2 separate regions of the Homo sapiens genome follow, and region 2 is linked to region 1. A link is a loop called in an ENCODE intact Hi-C map of the cell type or tissue named here. Cell type or tissue: endothelial cell of umbilical vein. All regions are shown on one strand. Links, peaks and the distances in the headings refer to the core of each region. The heading gives the core; the rest is flanking DNA.

The links. A loop is a pair of places that touch in the nucleus more often than their neighbours do. Peaks named below come from ENCODE experiments on the same cell type or tissue, not always from the same donor. Only the 100,000 strongest peaks of a DNase experiment are listed, where the experiment ranks them.
Region 2: a loop joins it to region 1, with 5 times the contacts of the local background. A loop is called at or near these places in 1 of 110 quality-filtered maps.

What each region holds. Positions count from the first base shown.
Region 1 is chr3:11,510,219-11,519,551 of GRCh38, forward strand. All of the region lies in intron 20 of ATG7 (autophagy related 7), which reads left to right. Among named protein-coding and RNA genes, the nearest start is that of VGLL4, 130 kb to the right of the region's middle. In endothelial cell of umbilical vein, for the core only: no CTCF peak of the experiment used is centred there; a DNase peak (open chromatin) is centred at 4,193; H3K27ac peaks cover 1,993 bases.
Region 2 is chr3:11,577,427-11,586,759 of GRCh38, forward strand. All of the region lies in intron 2 of VGLL4 (vestigial like family member 4), which reads right to left. Among named protein-coding and RNA genes, the nearest start is that of VGLL4, 62 kb to the right of the region's middle. RefSeq lists an enhancer at 5,993-6,831. In endothelial cell of umbilical vein, for the core only: no CTCF peak of the experiment used is centred there; a DNase peak (open chromatin) is centred at 5,005; H3K4me3 peaks cover 244 bases; H3K27ac peaks cover 1,876 bases.

The DNA of each region.
Region 1 (9,333 bases), core at 2,701-5,200:
CCTTCCCCGCCCATCAGGCCACCTGCACTCAGGAGTCGGCTGCCTGTCCTGAAATAGATCTCTACCAGCTCTCAAGCAGAACAATTCCTTGCATTCATACTTGAATGTATAATTTGTGTTATTACCTCTTATTTGTCTTTGTAAGTTTGTCCCTGCCCCAGTTTAAAAAAAAAAAAAAATCTGAGTTACTGCTACTGAACCAAAGGGCCTCATTCGAGGTCTTCTTTCTCCCCACCCCCTCCCCCATCCCAGTGATACAGATGCTGCCTTGTCTGGTCAGGCCTTCAGGGAGGATGTCCTGACCCCCTCAACCCCCCATCTCCAAAGCTGTCCCCTCGCTCTTTGTGCAACTCGCCGCCCACATCCAGCACAGTAAAAGCAGGCTGTCAGCTGGGAGAGGCTCGCCTTGGAGGACTGTCCTTTCTTTACATCCTCTTCCCAGGGCTTCATGCTGCAAAACAGCACATTCTCAACATGAAACAAAAATGGATTCTGTTTTCTTTTTCACCTAGTGTTTTTGGCCATACTGTTCTTGGCAGTCAGACTTCCAGGCTTGGGGTAGAATCGATAGCTTAAAAGATAAATGTTTACACTGGTCAGCAATGTGCCATTTGGAGCCTTGGTGCCCCTGGATAATTTGCCAGAGTCTGTGGCTTTGTGTCCGGAATTGGTGGGTTCTTGGTCTCACTGACTTCAAGAATGAAGCCGCGGACCCTCGCGGTGAGTGTTACAGCTCTTAAGGTGGCGCGTCTGGAGTCTGTCCCTTCTGATGTTCAGATGTGTTCGGAGTTTCTTCCTTCTGGTGGGTTCGTGGTCTCGCTGGCTCGGGAGTGAAGCTGCAGACCTTCGCGGTGAGTGTTACAGCTCATAAAAGCAGCGTGGACCCAAAGAGTGAGCAGTAGCAAGATTTATTGCAAAGAGCAAAAGAACAAAGCTTCCACAGCGTGGAAGGGGACCTGAGCGGGTTGCCAATGCTGGCTCAGGCAGCCTGCTTTTATTCTCTTATCTGGCCCCACCCACATCCTGCTGATTGGTAGAGCCGAGTGGCCTGTTTTGTCAGGGCGCTGATTGGTGCGTTTACAATCCCTGAGCTAGATACAAAGGTTCTCCATGTTCCCATCATATTAGTTAGATACAGAGTTTCGACACACAGGTTCTCCAAGGCCCCACCAGAGCAGCTAGATACAGAGTGTCGACTGGTGCATTCACAAACCTTGAGCTAAACACAGGGTGCTGATTGGTGTATTTGTAATCCCTGAGCTAGATATAAAGACTCTCCATGTCCCCACCAGACTCAGGAGCCCAGCTGGCTTCACCTAGTGGATCCTGCACTGGGGCTGCAGGTGGAGCTGCCTGCCAGTCCCGTACTGTGCGCTCACACTCCTCAGCCCTTGGGCGGTCGATGGGACTGGGCGCCGTGAGCAGGGGGTGGTGCTCGTCGGGGAGGCTCCGGCCGCACAGGAGCCCATGGCGGGGGTGGGAGGCTCAGGCATGGTGGGCTGCAGGTCCTGAGCCCTGCCCCGAGGGAAGGCAGCTAAGGCCCAGCGAGAAATCGAGCACAGCACCGGTGGGCTGGTACTGCTGGGGTACTCAGTACACCCTCCGCAGCCACTGGCCCAGGTGCTAAGTCCCCCACTGCCTGGGGCCAGCAGGGCTGGCTGGCTGCTCCGAATGCGGGGCCCACCAAGCCCACACCCACCCAGAACTCCAGCTGGCCTGCAAGCGCCGCATGCAGCCCTGGTTCCCGCTCGTGCCTCTCCCTCCACACCTCCCTGCAAGCTGAGGGAGTGGGCTCCAGCCTTGGCCAGCCCAGAAAGGGGCTCCCACAGTGCAGTGGGGGGCTGAAGGGCTCCTCAAATGCCACCAAAGTGGGAGCCCAGGCAGGGGAGGTGCCAAGAGCAAGCGAGGGCTCTGAGGACTGCCAGCATGCTGTCACCTCTCAGCTTCACCCACCCAGTGACCTTGAGTCTCCTTAACTTTCCAACTAGCCTACCTCCCAGAGGTCCCCCACACCCCTCTCCCCTCCTTCGGCCAGCCCTGAGGGCCAGGCCCTTTCTCACTTCCTGAACCAAGTACTGGAAGTAGAAGAAACTGTTGTCAGGCTCCGAGTTCCACCTCTGGGTCAAGGGCTCCAGAGCCTGGTGCTGCAGCTTGGCCAAGGGAACCCAAAAACCAGGTCAGCAGTACATCCACTCTCTGAGCTTTGGTTCTGTCATTGCACAGGATTAATGTTCCATCTCAGATTAACTCTGAAATCAAATGAGGTAATGTATTAGTACTTGTGTGTACAGAATTGGTGGGTTCTTGGTCTCACTGACTTCAAGAATGAAGCCATGGACCGTCGCAGTGAGTGTTAACAGTTCTTAAAGCGGCACGTCTGGAGTTATTTGTTCCTCCTGGTGGGTTCGTGGTCTCGCTGGCTTCAGGAGTGAAGCTGCAGACCTTCACGGTGAGTGTTACAGCTCATAAAAGCAGTGTGGACCCAAAGAGTGAGCAGTAGCAAGATTTATTGCAAAGAGCTAAAGAACAAAGCTTCCATAGTGTGGAAGGGGACCTGAGCGGGTTGCCATTGCTGGCTCGGGCAGCCTGCTTTTATTCTCTTACCTGGCCCCACCCACATCCTGCTGATTGGTCCATTTTACAGAGAGCTGATTGGTCCATTTTACAGAGAGCTGATTGGTGCGTTTACAATCCCTGAGCTAGACACAAAAGTTCTCCAAGTCCCCACTAGATTAGCTAGATACAGAGTGTGGACACAAAGGTTCTCCAAGTCCCCACCAGAGTAGCTAGATACAGAGTGTCAATTGGTGCATTCCCAAATCCTGAGCTAGACACAGGGTGCTGATTGGTGTGTTTACAAACCTTGAGCTAGATACAGAGTGCCGATTGGTGTATTTACAATCCCCTAGCTAGACATAAAGGTTCTCCAAGTCCCCACCAGACTCAGGAGCCCAGCTGGCTTCACCCAGTGGATCCCGCACCGGGGCTGCAGGTGGAGCTGCCTGCCAGTCCTGCGCCGTGCGTCTGCACTCCTCAGCCCTTGGGTGGTGGATGAGACTGGGCGCCGTGGAGCAGGGGGCGGTGCTCGTTGGGGAGGCTCGGGCTGCACAGGAGCCCACGGGAGGCAGAGGCTCAGGCATGGTGGGCTGCAGGTCCTGAGCCCTGCCCCGCGGGGAGGCAGCTAAGGCCCAGGGAGAAATTGAGCGCAGCACCAGTGGGCCAGCACTGCTGGGGGACCCAGCGCACCCTCTGCAGCCGCTGGCCTGGGTGCTAAGCCCCTCATTGCCTGGGGCTGGCAGGGCCAGCCGGCCGCTCCCAGTGCGGGGCCTGCCAAGCCCACGCCCACCCGGAACTCCAGCTGGCCCACAAGTGTGGCGTGCAGCCCCAGTTCCTGCTCCCGCCTCTCCCTCCACACCTCCCTGCAAGCTGAGGGAGCCAGCTCCAACCTTGGCCAGCCCAGAAAGGGGCTCCCACAGTGCAGCAGTGGGCTGAAGGGCCCCTCAAGTGCCGCCAAAGTGGGAGCCCAGGCAGAGGAGGCGCTGAGAGTGAGCGAGGGCTGCGAGGGCTGCCAGCATGCTGTCACCTCTCACTTGGAGTGCTTTATGAAACGTAGAGAGCATAACAACAGCAAGAATATCGTAGCTGCTGTCTTATGAACATCTACTGTGTACCAGGCACTGGGTTTCTTTTTTTGAGGCAGCATCTTGCTGTGTCACCACTATGCAGTCTTGATCTCCCACGCTCAAGCAGTCCTCTCACCTCAGCCTCCCAAGTAGCTAGAAGAACTACAGCTACTCATGTGCCACTATGCCAAGCTAATTTTTTTTTGGTTTTTTAGTAGAGACAAGGTCTCAGCCACTGTGTTTAGTTTAACACATGACTGTCTCATCTAATCCTGATAAATACCCTTGAAAATATTAACACCGCTCTTTTATAGGTAAGGAAAGTCAGGCTCAAAAAGATGAAGTAAGTGGCCCAGGATGACAAACGAAGGAAAGTGGTTGAGTCAAGATTGGAATCTGGCCAGTGTGACTTTTAGACCCATGTTCTCATCTACTAAGCAAACTGTTTTCCTTCCCATAATCAGGATTTGCAAGAGAAGCATAATTAACTTTGAAGATGGGCGTTTGCAATTCATTTTCTTGGGATGCCCATCTGACCTTCCCTTTTCAGATCAGCAGGCAGTTTCCTGTGCTTAGGACTCATTCCCCTCTGCAGAAGGAACTCTGGTGATTTTCCCACCGGGAGAGGGAGACATGAGATGTGGCTTCCTGTTCCAGGAAATACCGCCCAGTCTTTTTACCCACCCTCAGCCACCCCATGCACTATGTTAGTCATAGTCAGTGCATGGCGCTAGCCAGCTCTATGGTGATTCTGCCGGGTAAGCCACTAGCTGTTGAGATGACCAAAGCTCAGAAAGTGCTTGCTGCATTTCTGTTTCTGTTGTTGACAGTGGCCTGATATGCATAGCATACTTACATAGCTCCACTTTTCAGAGCCTCTGGCAGGTACAAATTAATCAATCCCCTGGCACAGCACAGTGCTAACCACAAGGAGAAAAGAAAGAGAAGTATGTTCCACGCAGGAGAAACTGCCAAGTTGCCAAGTGCATCTGGTCTAGGTTTTTTTTTTTTTTTTTGGAGAGAGAGTCTCGCTCTGTCACCCAGGCTGGAGTGCAGTGGCATGATCTCAGCTCACTGCAACCTCCACCTACCAGGTTCAAGTGATTCTCCTGCCTCAGCTTCCTGAGTAGCTGGGATTACAGGTGCGCACCACCACACCCAGCTAAATTTTGTGTTTTTAGTAGAGACAGGGTTTCACCATGTTGGTCAGGCTAGTCTCGACCTCCTTACCTGGTGATCTGCCCTCCTCAGCCTACCAAAGTGCTGGGATTACAGGCATGAGCCACCGCGCCTGGCCTAGGTTTTAAAATGCTTCGTTCCTGAGAAGATCTGATAGAAGTTGAATTTTAGTTTTAATTCAAGAAAAGGGACACTATAACACTTAGCCACTTTTCAGTGTGTTCATGTCTCAACTGAGAGGTGGTGTCGGTGTTTCTACTCACTGTGTCTCTTGCGCGTGTGTGTGTATGTATGTATTTTTGAGACAGAGTCTCGCTCTGTTGCCTAGGCTGGAGTGCAGTGGCACGATCTTGGCTCACTGCAACCTCCACCTCCCCGGTTCAAGCGATTGTCCTGCCTCAGCCACCTGAGTAGCTGGGATTACAGGCCCGTGCCACCACGCCCAGCAAATTTTTGTATTTTTAGTAGAGACGGGGTTTTGCTGTGTTGGCCAGGCTGGTCTTGAACTCCTGATTACAGGTGGGATTACAGGCAGGAACCACCCCGCCCAGCCTCAAGTGTATATTGACAAGACATTGTCCCAGGGGTAATGACAGAATTGAAAATGGTGACATGGGGCAGTGGGCTGCACGGCCACATGTATACATTAAGCCTCATAGAACTGTTCTCTCTTTCTCTCTCTCTCATACACATACACATCAGTTTTATCACATGTGAATTTTTAAAATATTTTAAGTAAGATGGACCCTTTTCCTCAAAGAGTGTAGGTACAGTTTAATGGGGGATAAGACAATGAATTCTCTTGCTGGGCTAAAGACAGTCTAAACCACAAGAGAAGTTGAAAAAAGCAGTGCTGTGGGGCTTGAAGCCAGCATGAGACACTGCTGGCCACGGGAAGTCTCAGCCTTGATGGTTGGGTAGTGTGTGCTGAAGATCAGAAAGTTTGTGGAAGGGCAGGGTAGAGGCATGGGGGAAGGACATACGTTTTGGGAACAGCTCACATTCCTTTTTAAAAAAAAAAAAAAACAAAAAAACATAGGACATAGTTCCTAAGCTGATGTTTGTTGAGCACCAACTCTGTACCAACTGCTATGTTAGTTTCTGGGGACTCTGAGATGGAAAGAATGCATCCCCAACTCATCAGGGAAGATATACAGATGGCAAATAAACACATGAAAAGATGTTCCAATAGCATTAGGAGATATACCTAATGCTAAATGACTAGTTAATGGGTGCAGCACACCAACATGGCACATGTATACATATGTAACAAACCTGCACGTTGTGCACATGTACCCTAAAACTTAAAGTATAATAATAATAAAATTAAAAAAAAAAAGATGTTCCACATCATATGCCCATTCAAATGACTAGATACCATGTAAACACCTACTAGAATGGCCAAAATGCAAAACACTGACAACACCGAATGGTAGTGAGAATGTGGAGCAACAGAAACTCTCATTCATTGCTGGTGGGAATGCAAAATGGCACAGCCACTTAAAACTAAACACACTCTTACTGTGTGATCCAGCAATTGCACTCCTTGAGATTTACCCGAATTAGTTGATAATAGGTCCACACAAAAACCTGCACTTGATGGTTATAGCAGCTTTATTCATAATTGCCAAAACTTAGAAGCAACCGAGATGTCCTTCAGTAGGTGAATGGAGAAATAAACTGTGGTCCATCCAGACAATGAAATATTCCATGATAAAAATAAATGAGCTATCAAGCCATTAAAGACATGGAGAAAGTTTAAATGCATATTACTAAATGAGGCTTGGCGCAGTGGCTCACACCTGTAATCGCAACACTTTGGGAGGCTGAGGCAGGTGGATCACTTGAGGTCAGGAATTCAACAACACCCTGGCCAACATGATGAAACCCCGTCTGTACTAAAAATCCACAAATTAGCCGGGTATGGTGGCACGTGCCTGTAGTCCCAGCTACTCGGGAGGCTGAGGCAGGAGAGTCACTTGAACCTGGGAGGTGGAGGTTTCAGTGAGCTAAGATCGCACCACCACACTCTAGCCTGGGCGACAGAGCAAGACCCTGTCTCAAAAAACAAACATATTACTAAGTGAAAGAAGCCAATCTGAAAAAGGCAGCATACTGAGTAATTCCACCTGTATGACATTCTAGAAAAGGCAAAATTATGGAGGCAAAAATTAGTTGGGGATGGTAGCGCATGCCTGTAATCCCAGCTACTGGGGAGGCTGAGGCAGGAGAATCGCTTGAACCCAGGAGATGGAGGTTGCAGTGAGTCGAGATCGCATCACTGCACTCCAGCCTGGGTGAAGAGCCAGACTCCACCTCAAAAAAAAAAAAGAAAAGAAAAGAAAAGAAAAAAACAATGATGGAGACAGTAAGATCACTGGTTCAGGTTAAGGGAGAGAAGAGGATGAATAGGTAATGCACAGAGGATTTTTGAGGCAGTGAATTAAAAGAAAAAAAACTCGATCCCTGTCCTTACGGATCTCTGGTCTAGTCGGAGTCAGCAGGCACACAGAGGCCTGCTGAGATGGAGAATCGATGCTCAGATTCTTCCTCTGTATCCAGAAGAAGCCAGAGGAGGGTACTGCCTGGCCCTGGGAGGCTTCACTAGAGGTTTTCGAGAGGAAGATGCACGTCTAAGGTGTGACGGGAAAGGGCCAGAAAGAGAATGAGGGAAGAACATTCCAAGCCACAGAAATGGCACATGGAAGAGAGCAGAGATGAGAGGAGAAACCATCTGTGACTTAGGTGGCTCAGCAGAGCTGGAGAGAGTCGGGCAATTGAGTTGAAGCACAGGCTGGGGCCGTGCCATGCAAGGCTTTGCCAGCTATACAAGGGCACCACATGCCGTGGGGAGAACCAGAGTGTTTTTAGCAGGGTGGTGTGATCAGATTCCTACTTCAGAAAGATGGGCACAGTGTGAGGGATGGATTGGGGTGATCAGGCTGGCTCAAGGAGTCCCAGTCAGAGAGGGCAGGCTAGAAAGAAGTAGACAATTGAATCGATGTTGAAAATATAGAATGTACAGGCTCTGGTGATTGGTTGGATGGTGAGTGGGAGAGAGGAAGGGGACCAAGGTGCTTCCCTGGGGTCTAGTTTAGATGGGTTGAGGGCGGGGCAATCAGAGAAAGACTAGTTGTAGAGAGAGGGAGCAGGAAAAGGGAAATAGAGCTAGAAAGTTAATTAGAACCATGCTGTGAGGATACTGAATGCCAAGGTCAAGACTGTATTGAAAAACCTGAGCCGAGGCTGGGCACAGTGGCTCACGCCTGTAATCCCAGGACTTTGGGAGGCCAAGGTGGGTGGATCACAAGGTCAAAGAGATCGAGACCAGCTTGGCCAACAATGGTGAAACCCTGTCTCTACTAAAAATACAAAAATTAGCTGGGCGTGGTGGCATGCGCCTATAGTCCCAGCTACTTGGGAGGCTGAGGCAGGAGAATCTCTTGAACCCAGAAGGTAGAGGTTGCAGTGGCCTGAGATCGTGCTACTGTACTCCAGCCTGTCAACAGAGCGAGACACCCTCTCAAAAAAAAAAAAGAAAAAAAAAACCTGAGACAAAACAATCTTAGTGCAGATCACTCTTTGTTACTCTGTTTCTTTGCTACATCAGACTTTGACCAGAACCTGAGATGGAGATGGACATCTGGGAGTTGCTGGATTCTAGAATAAACATTTGACAGCCTTTCCCAGAGTGGCCCATACCCAAATTGATAATCAGGATTGTGGAAGCATAGGGAAACACTTGATAGGAGCTGAAAAGCAGTGTACTTTTAAGAGAATAACTTTCACTGAATTCTAACAATTATTTCTGAAAGTATTGAATTCAACTGGTAAGATAAACAATCTTAATCTCCTATGACCCCAAGTTTCTCAGCTGGTAAATGAAGGAAAAAGACCTGTTGATCTCAGAATTCTCTTGCAGCTCTGCAATTCTAGCCTAATAAAAATTTTCATCAAGATTTAAAAAAAAAATCTTATATAAGTAAATATAGAGTCCAGTGCTATTTTTCATTGATCTTCAAACATTTTTTTCCCCAAATTTTAATGCTGAAACACCAACTTGCCAAATTTTCCAGAGTGCAAATCCCCTGCCCAGTGAGCTGTTATTATTTGAAAATATTGTGGCCTCTAAAGCTGACTTTATCTTTAAAAAACAATTTTTTTTTAACCAGCAAAAGGAATAAATTTCCATGTTTATACCAATGAGTTTCCTGAAACTAAGAAAAACTAACCATTATATTGTTTCATGTAAGGAACTTGGGTACTATCATAATCCCCATTTTAATGATGAGGAAATAAATAGGCGAAGGTAATTATTTCAGACTGTGTTTCCTTGACGCAGTATTTCTGGATGGTGAATCTTACTCAGATTTTGTTTTGATGCTATTCTTGGGATTGACTTGAGAAGCACCAGTGGCTGACTCTTTCTTTCTCAGTGCGGAGGGGTAAATTGGGAACAAGCTGTCTTGCTTTCATCATATTATTTGCTGTCATCATGAAAGGCAGGCAGTGAGAGGAGTTTTTTTTTTTT
Region 2 (9,333 bases), core at 3,622-6,121, 68 kb after region 1:
TACAAAAAATACAAAAATTAGCCAAGTGTGGTGGTGCATGCCTGTAGTCCCAGCTACTCGGGAGGCTGAGGCAAGAGAATCGCTGGAACGTGGGAGGCAGAGGCTGCAGTGAGCCGAGATCATGCCACTGCACTCCAGTCTGAACAACAGAGCAAGACCCCACCCCCCAAAAAAACTGTACACTGGAAAGATTGGATGCTTTGTCCAACTCAGGAGAACACTTCACACTAAAATGGTTTTAACAGGAGAGAGATGTGGAATCCCAGCCTCCCTCAAGGAGCACCACACAGCTGCTGCTTAAACACTATCCAGACAGCTGCCTACCTCCTTCCTAAAGGTTCTCCCTCCTAATGAATGAACTCTGCCTTCAAATACAATTCTTTGGTCCCAGGTCTGCCCTTTGGAAAAATTCAATGAATCTTATTTCCTCGTCCAACTACTGAAAAGGACTTCTATGTCAACCTTGCCATGCCCAGAATTCTCCTTCAAATTACTCTGACACAAGACTCCTTATCCAACCTGTCACCCACAGGGCACATGCCACAAGTGAACATTCATATTTAAGAGGGTCACACTCCAGAAGCAGCCTAAGGAAATAGGGCACACAGGCAAGGACTCACTCCCTTCCATTTATCGTAGCACGTTTCTGAACGAAACACCAGCGTAGACAGTCTAATAAAAACTAACCTAAAGCATCAGGATTATTCCAAGACCTGCAGTCACCAGTACTATCCTTTCATCAAAACAACCCAAGATGCCAGTAGGCACTTCCACACCCATGTTGCACAGTGTGGTCACATAAAAGTCTCCAATCCTTTTCTTCCCATTATTTCAGCTTTGTGACCCCATACTGGCTAAAGACCAGACATGAATGAGTGCGTGCAGGCATATGAGAGACAAATAATCAGACTTCCTTTCTGCGTCACGTGGTGTGTGGCAGTCTCCTCCTCCCCACACACCGGAGCATGGTCACAACTGCCTGAATGCCAGCCGCCTTCCCATGGTCCAGCCCTAAGGTTGGTAGGAACCAGTTCGAAATTATTTTGTGGACTTCTCCGTACTACAGGAAGACCTCTGGTTCAATAAATTTATTCAGCACTAAATAAAAATATCAAACCTGATTTTCCTCTTAAAGTTACCGATCTACCCTGACTGAACTCAGAAACTCTGCAAAAAAAAAAAAAGTAATAATAATAAATAAATAAACCCCAAAACTATTGAGCTAAATTATTATACACCCATTGAAAATTTGAGTATTGAGTATACGAAGTGATTAAATGCTCATCTAGTAAGAGATTTTGAGGCATCTACTGTATATTTTCTTTTTTTTTTTTTTTTTTTGAGATGGAGTCTCGCTCTGTCACCCAGGCTGGAGTGCAGTGGCGTGATCTCTGCTCATCGCAAGCTCCACCTCCCAGGTTCACGCCATTCTCCTGCCTCAGCCTCCCAAGTAGCTGGGACTACAAGCGCCCGCCACCACGCCCGGCTAATTTTTGTATTTTTAGTAGAGACGGGGTTTCATCGTGTTAGCCAGGATGGTCTCAATTTCCTGACCTCATGATCCGCCCGCCTCAGCCTCCCAAAGTGCTGGGATTACAGGCGTGAGCCACTGCACCTGGCCTCTACTGTATATTCTTTAAAGTACTAATAGACCGTAAGGACCTTCCTCCTGAGAGCCAATCATGTAGTGTGTTAATTCTCAACATGAACTGCCTCTGAGCATCCAGGTAGTCAGGGCTACGCTCCATCTTTCCAAAACTAGGGGGAAAGGGTTGGCCAAGCTAACTTTCTAAAAAAAAAAAAAAAAACCAGACTGCTTTACAGAAACAAGATTTACATTACTTAAAGAAAAAATTATTTTGAGGACCTCCAGGTACTTAGCAAGGCTACTGCTTTACTGACAATGGACACCCTAATGACAAATAAAGCAGAGTTCCCACGGGAAAAAAACAGTACTGAGAGCCTATTTCATTGATCTGAGTTATAAAACTGCATTTCTTTTAAAATAGTCTCATTTTCAAATTCTGCAAAAACTTCAGAACTAAGCTATCTCTGGAGCTTCACTGTAACATCACTCACATCTAGATGCAACCCCCTGGCTATAAAATCATATTTCACCCAGAAGTGTTCGTCTGTGGAGTGTGCAGTGTGGAAGACTGAAAAGAACGTGGGGGGAGTTCAATCATTCCATTCAACACTGAAGTGGCATCTCTTCCCCCAAACTCGTGAGTTGATGATTCAAATAATGCCTCCAGAGAATTCAGAAGCACCCTCCCCCCCAAGTTTCATGCACCCCAAGTTTCATGCACCTTTCCTTTGTACGAGGGCTTCCAAACCAGATGGTAATGGTGACTCTTCACTACTCTTTGAATTAAATTAAAATTACCACCCCCGGTGGTCATCACGCATCACATCTGTCGATTATTAGGCACCAAATACTGTATTCCTGGAGCTCGGTCTGCCCTCCAAGCTGCCTGACTCTCCTTCACAGCCTCAGTCACCCCAGATGAGTATGGAATATAAAGGATTCACACACAATGGACTCATTAATGTTTATTCAGTTGACCTGAAGTTGGTCATCACAGTTTTTCATATTTTTTTTACTATGGTAAAGTACTACATACATAAAATTCACCACTTTTCAGTGACAATAAGTACACTGGTATGTTGTGCCGCCAACCGCACCATCCGTCTCCAGAACTTTTTCCTCTTCCCAAACTCTGCACTCATTAAACACCAACCTCCCATTTCCTCCTTCTTGCAGCCGCTGGAACTACCATTCTACCTTCTAGGACTTTCACTACTCTAGGAACCTCATGTCAGTGGAATCATACAACATTTGTCTTTCCATGACTGGCTTACACAAGGTGCATCTGTGTGGTAGCATGGGTCCGAATCTCCTTCCTTTTTAAGGCTGAGTAATATTCCATTGTGTGTACAGACCACATTTGGTTTTTCCATTCATCCGGTGATGAGCACTTGGGTTGTTTCCAACTTTTGGCTATTGTGAATAATGCTGCTATGAACATGGGTGTGCAAGTATCCGTTCAAGTCTCTGCTTTCAGTTATTTCGTGTGTATACCTATAAGCAGAATTGCTGCATCATATGATAATTCTGTTTAATGTTCAACACATCATTGGTAGTAAAGGAGGTGGGAAGTATAGGATGCATTTTTCATTTAACGTTTGGCCCTCTCTACTAGAGAAAAATTAAAGGTTTCCAAAAGGATGGATCTTGTCCACAACAATAACTGAAATTGTAAGCCTTTGTGAAAACAGCCCAAGTGGTTCATGAGAGAAATGAATGTTCATCAATAATGTAAACACTGGACATAAAAGTTAAATCAACAAAGAATATTCACCACCCAGCTCACTAAATCCAGCAAACTTGGGCACACAAGGGGCCCACTGGAGTCAATGATGTTGTAATCAACAGTGAGCATTTCGGAGACTTATAAGCTACATATTTGTGGTTCTCATTTCTCACTGTGAACCTTTAAAAATTGTTTCAAGTCATCGGAGGATGGCTAATGTTAACAGCAATACATATTGACCATTTGTATAACATTGGTGTACAGTGTTACAAAGTGCTTTGCATATACATTATGTTAACAGATCCTCTTCAATCTGCAACTCCTTTTTTTTTTTTTTTAAAAAAAAAGATAACTCTTTCTCTGTCGCCCTGGCTGGCATGCAGTGGCACGATCTCAGCTCACTGCAACCTCTGCCTCCTGGGTTCAAGTGATTCTCCTGCCTCAGCCTCCCAAGTAGTTAGGATTACAGGCATGCACCACCACGCCTAGCTAATTTTTATATTTTTAGTAGAGACGGGGTTTCACCATGTTGATCAGGCTGGCCTCAAACTCCTGACCTCAGGTGATCTGCCTGCCTCGGCCTCCTGAAGTTCTGAGATTACAGACGTGAGCCACCGTGCCCAGCCATGCAACTTCTCTTTAATGGCCAGAAAGTGCATTTCTCGAATGATGAAACTAAAACCCGGAGGGTCCTCATCTGTGCAGGCAGGTGAGCATACCTAGACACCCGGCCCTCAAGCAGTCACTTACTCCACTCTCCATTTTCAACCCAGCTTCATTCGGAACAAGGAGGGGACAAAAGGGTGGGAGGAGAGGCTGCTCTGTGGAATGACCGTACAAGTTACTGAGAGATGAAACAAAAGCATTCATTTTCTATTAAATGTGAAAGATCTCTCAATCTCTAATTGGTCCTGCACTCTAAGGCAACTTAGCAGGGACTCAAGTACAATTTCCATGGAGAGAAGTGGTCAAATAGCTGAGGTCAAACCCTCCAGACTCCAACTGCAGCCAAGTGCTTTTATTTCCCTTGTAATTTTCTTTAAGAATAAATGTTAAACCTAAAACATACCCCCTTTTGGAGGCGATCTTGGCAGCTGGACTGAGTGGGAAGAAAAAGCACCTTGTACTCCCCGAATCAGCAGCCAAACTATGCACCATTGTCTAGAGGCGGTCACATGACAGCCATCACCTGAAACTTGGTTACTTCCAATCCATGAAGGAAACAATCACTAGTGTGCCTTAACCCTTCCAGCTACTGCAGGCAGCCATGCTGCAGCTGCTCTCAGCAGCCCTCTCTCCCATTCCAGTCCCCGCTTAGGAGAAACTGTGCATGGCACAAATCTGATTGGGACAAGGTGGCGTTTGGGGAGAAGGGAGGGACGAGAAGGAAAATCACTGCTGTCCCTTCTAAGCAAAGACTACTCTACCTCTCCCAGCACTTGCTGTCTCGCAGTTTAAATTAATTACAGCTGAAAATACAGGGTTGCCATCTGGTTTGAAAAAGCAAGGATAAGGGAATAAAATGAAAGGGTTCTTGGTACTAACCTCACTTTAATCATTGCCAAAGAGCATGAAGACAGCCCAGCGTCCTCCCACAAGAAAGCCTTGGGCCTCACAAACTTGGCAAGCAGTCTCAGGCACAAAACTGGATGGGCGGGCGCTTGTCAGAATAAAAGTCCTCCCTGAAAGGAGGGTTGCGAGGTAAGGGGCCTGCTTGCCCCCTGCACTGCAATAAAAGTTTCCTATGGGTCCTGGGGTAGGTCAGGAACTCCTGGGAGGGTTTATTTATAGAGGGTGCCTTGCCAAAACGCTACACGCATCATTACAGTTCCATTTGGTGAGAAAATAGATTTGCTGTCAGAATTACAGCACGCGATTTCCTCTTTCTTTGTTTCTCCATCTTCCATAACATAAGGCTTTTATAAAACTTCAAAATAAGGCTAAAGAAAACACAGGAGAGGAAGGTTGCTGCAGAAGTGGAGACGCTCCGAAGGCACGATGCATGCAACTCCACAGCAGGGCTGCAGCCGGCCCCTCAGAGAAGGAATGCCAGAAATCCCCTATTCTCTGCTGCAGCCGCAACTACAGTCTCACTCCTGCACTGTAGGAAGCAACTTCCTTCTGCCTCCCTTCCACCAGCAGAACCCTAGGTGAGAGGCTTTTCTCTTAGGACTCAGGCTGCCACAGATGGTGACTCCAGGCACTGGAGAAGCAAAGGTGCCACAGCCATCCTAGGTTTGTCTTGGTGAACTTACAGGTGGGTGCAAGAAGTTGCTAAGTCTGCAGATGTCTTAGCCATACGCCAGCATCAAGTAGCCCGGAGAAGTGAAGCAGAAGATTTTCAGCCCAATTTAAATTTCCACCTGCCCACTACCTGAGTTCTTTTACACCCAGGTCAGTTTTGCAAACAAGACCCTGATATACCCAAGCCCAGCTGCTTTCAGAAAGTAACACCAATTGAAGCACCACGGTATTTATCAGAGTAAACTCTGATCAACCAGATATAGTATTTTATAAACCAGAGGTTCTAATTATAAAAGACAAGATAAAAGCAGATTATGAAAATAGCATTTCTGTTCTGGTGAAAAACACATCTTCAACCCCAAAATGATGTGAAAATTGTCTTCCAAATCCTGCCCTGACAGAATCACTGTCTATAGCAACAGTGTCCATAACATTCCAAATCTCAGGAGTGTAACTTTCTAGTAAATGGTACATCTGTCAAGCCACAGGAAACATCTGGTAAAATGGTTAAATAAAAGCAGAATTTAAACTTTTCTGATTTCAGAGCTTACTAATGGTACTCAACAAGAGACTATCAAATACTCTAAAAGCTCAATGTGACAGTGAAAAATATCCTGGAGGGGACCAGGTGAGAAAAAGAGGACAAAAAAAGAAGACAACCCGGGAAGGAGTGGGCTGCAATCCCACTCTCGTCACGATGACGATGCTCCCATTCCAGGCCTGCCTCTGGGAGACAGTGGCCATAGCCCCCTCAGCTCCGCCAAGGATGGGCACATTCCTGCCCATCACCATGGCAGAAACCTTCTCTGGCCTAGTTAAGTTCCTCTCTACCCAGGGCTGACTCCCCCAAGCATACTCATATCTCCCCAACGCACCCAACCCAGGAGGCCCTCAGGAGAGGTTTGGGGGGATGGACTGACGAAGTGATGACACACAAACAATAAGCTTCCCTCCGCTCCACGGCAGACATGTGTATTAAACACATACAATCATTCTACCATCAAGACACACCCAGGCCAGGTGTTACACAATACATTTCAGTCCCTTCCAGAACATTTTACGAGGCTTTTCCATTAAATAAAAGATTTAATGATTTGGCCACATCCAAATTTTAAAAATCTATATTTCAAAAATACAGTAAATAATGCTGAAAAGCAAATAACATTACTTATTTTCCCCAACGCATTTGACAGAGCATCCTTAATATGAAGAGTCGTAACATATCAAGAGAAAGAAGATGAATACTCTAATTTACAAAAAAGACAAGGTATAAACAACATCATGGTCACAGAAGAAGAAATGCAAACGGCCAATAAGGATATGAAAACATCATTCAAGTTCTCTAGTAGCAGAAAACAAACAAACAAACAAAAAAACACACAATAACAATGTTTCTCCCCGAGAAACTTGCAAATATTATATAAATGAATAAATGGTAGCAGTCACCTGTGGGAAGATGCCGAGAGAGAGACAGATGCATACAGCTGCTGGTGGGAACAGATCAGTAAACCATATAGAGTGAAGCTGGCAGAACACACCAGCGAAAACAGACATGGAAGACCTCTGACCCAGAAATTCCACTTCTATAAAAGTGGGAATATATGAGATGGGAGGAAGGATGGAGATATTCGAAGTTCTGCAAATGACAGTAAAACAATGTAAACAACCCAAATATCTGTATTTGTTAAAAAGTTCTTTTGGTTACAAGCAACATAAAACAAACCTAGTTTAAGGAAAAAGGGGCAACTTACTGGAAAGATACTGTGATATTTCTTGGAAATGAAAAAATGCTGACCAACCAATCCTTGAAAAGAGAAAAAAAAAAAAAATGAGGTGGCCCCAGGGATCTGGGCTTCAGGAGGCGGAAGGCGCCCATGGTGGGTCCATGTGCAGCATCTCACCAGAGCCTGCCTTCTGCCCTCTCCCAGCACCCAGGGATCCACCACCACCACCACCACCACCACCGGCTCCAAGTGTCACAACTTGGTGACCTTCCTAGGTCCTATGTACATATCATCCTCCAATCACTGCTCCATTAAGGAGTTATTAACATCAAGTCAAAATCCCAAGAACACTTTTTATTATACATCAAATATGCTGCTAAAAACTAGAACATGCCCCAACACACACTTAAATGCTACCAGTTTTCACAGTCAAGAGACTTCACTGGGCTGGACACAGTGGCTCATGCCTGTTATCCTAGCACTTTGGGAGGCCGAGGCGGGCAGATCACTTGAGGTCAGGAGTTCGACACCACCCTGGCCAACATGGTGAAACCCAGTCTCTATTAAAAATACAAAAATTAGCCTCATGTGGTGGCGCATGCCTGTAGTCCCAGCTACTTAGGAGGCTGAGGCAGAACTGCTTGAACCTAGGAGGCAGAGGTTGCAGTGCACCGAGATTGCGCCACTGCACTCCAGCCTGGGTGGCAGATTGAGATTCCATCTTAAAAAAAAAAAAAAGAGAGAGAGAGAGGGAGAGAGACTTCAATGGAGCCTTGAATGAATTATTTATAAGTAAAAAATTGAGGGATCTCCCAAGAGAGAAATCTATTATGGTCTTGTTTCAGATTTGTAGGTTTAAGGAGAAAAAGGGACAGGGGAATGTTCCACCTCTGCCATGAATAAGATACTGGATTTTTTAAAAAAGTAAAACTGCTGGAATTGTTGGCTAGACAGAGATGAGCCTTTGGGGCAGGAAATCAAATATTATGAAAAGGTGATTTATCTTAGAGCAGGCATGAGGTGTTTAATTTATTCCATGTATCTCGCCATCTTGCATTCCAAATCTTCTGCCTCCTCCAACAGCTCTCTTGCTTCCCTTGTCCTCTTTCTGAATGCACACTTCCCACCACAGAGGAACCACACATATCCTAAATCCCTCCTTTATCATATACAACGTCACCCCTCCCAGTGCTGATGGACAGGCGACCCCCTGCCGTTGGTCCCTGGGTGTTTCAAAGAGAGGCCCTGAGGAGCTGACACTCCAGAGCAGTCTCTGGGTCCCCTCTTCCCATGAAAGCCCCCAACCCTTCCCCCTGCAAAGTGGGACAACTCCTAGATTAAAGATTGCTAGAAAATACAATGACTAAGTGTAGTGTGATTCATTACTGAATCTTGAATTAAAAAGAATGTAAAAGAATTTTTTAAAAAATCTTAAAGTATAAAGGGCATTACTGAATATGAAAAGATGATGTGAGATCATATCATTGTCTGCACACATATGAAAGAAAGATAAAGCAAATACGGGCAAATGTTAACAACCGATGAATGCAGGGAAGGGTATGTGAGTGTTCACTGTGCTAGTCCTTCAGCATTTCTGTAGGTCTGAACTTTCTCCAAAATAAAAAGTATCTATGGTGAGGAAACGGTGCAGGAAGGATAGAAAGAGGAGATTATCACCAAATTTGGCTGGAATATGTAGAATGATGTGATTTAAAGCACAGGTAATATGGTATACACTGCCCTCCATATCCTCAAGTTCTGCATCCACAGATTCAACCGATCATGGATGGAAAATGGAGTCAGGCCTCTGATGGTACAGACTTTTTTCTTGCTTAGGAATAATAATTCCCTAAACAATACAGTATAACAACCATTTCCACAGCATTTACATTGTATTAGGTATAAGTAAGCTAGAGGTGACTTAAGTATACGAGAGGATTTCCATAGGTTATCTGCAAATATTATGCCATTTTACACGAGGGACTTGAGCATCCTTAGATTTCTGTATCCTCGAGGGTCTTGGAACCAATCTCCCAAGGATATCCAGGGAC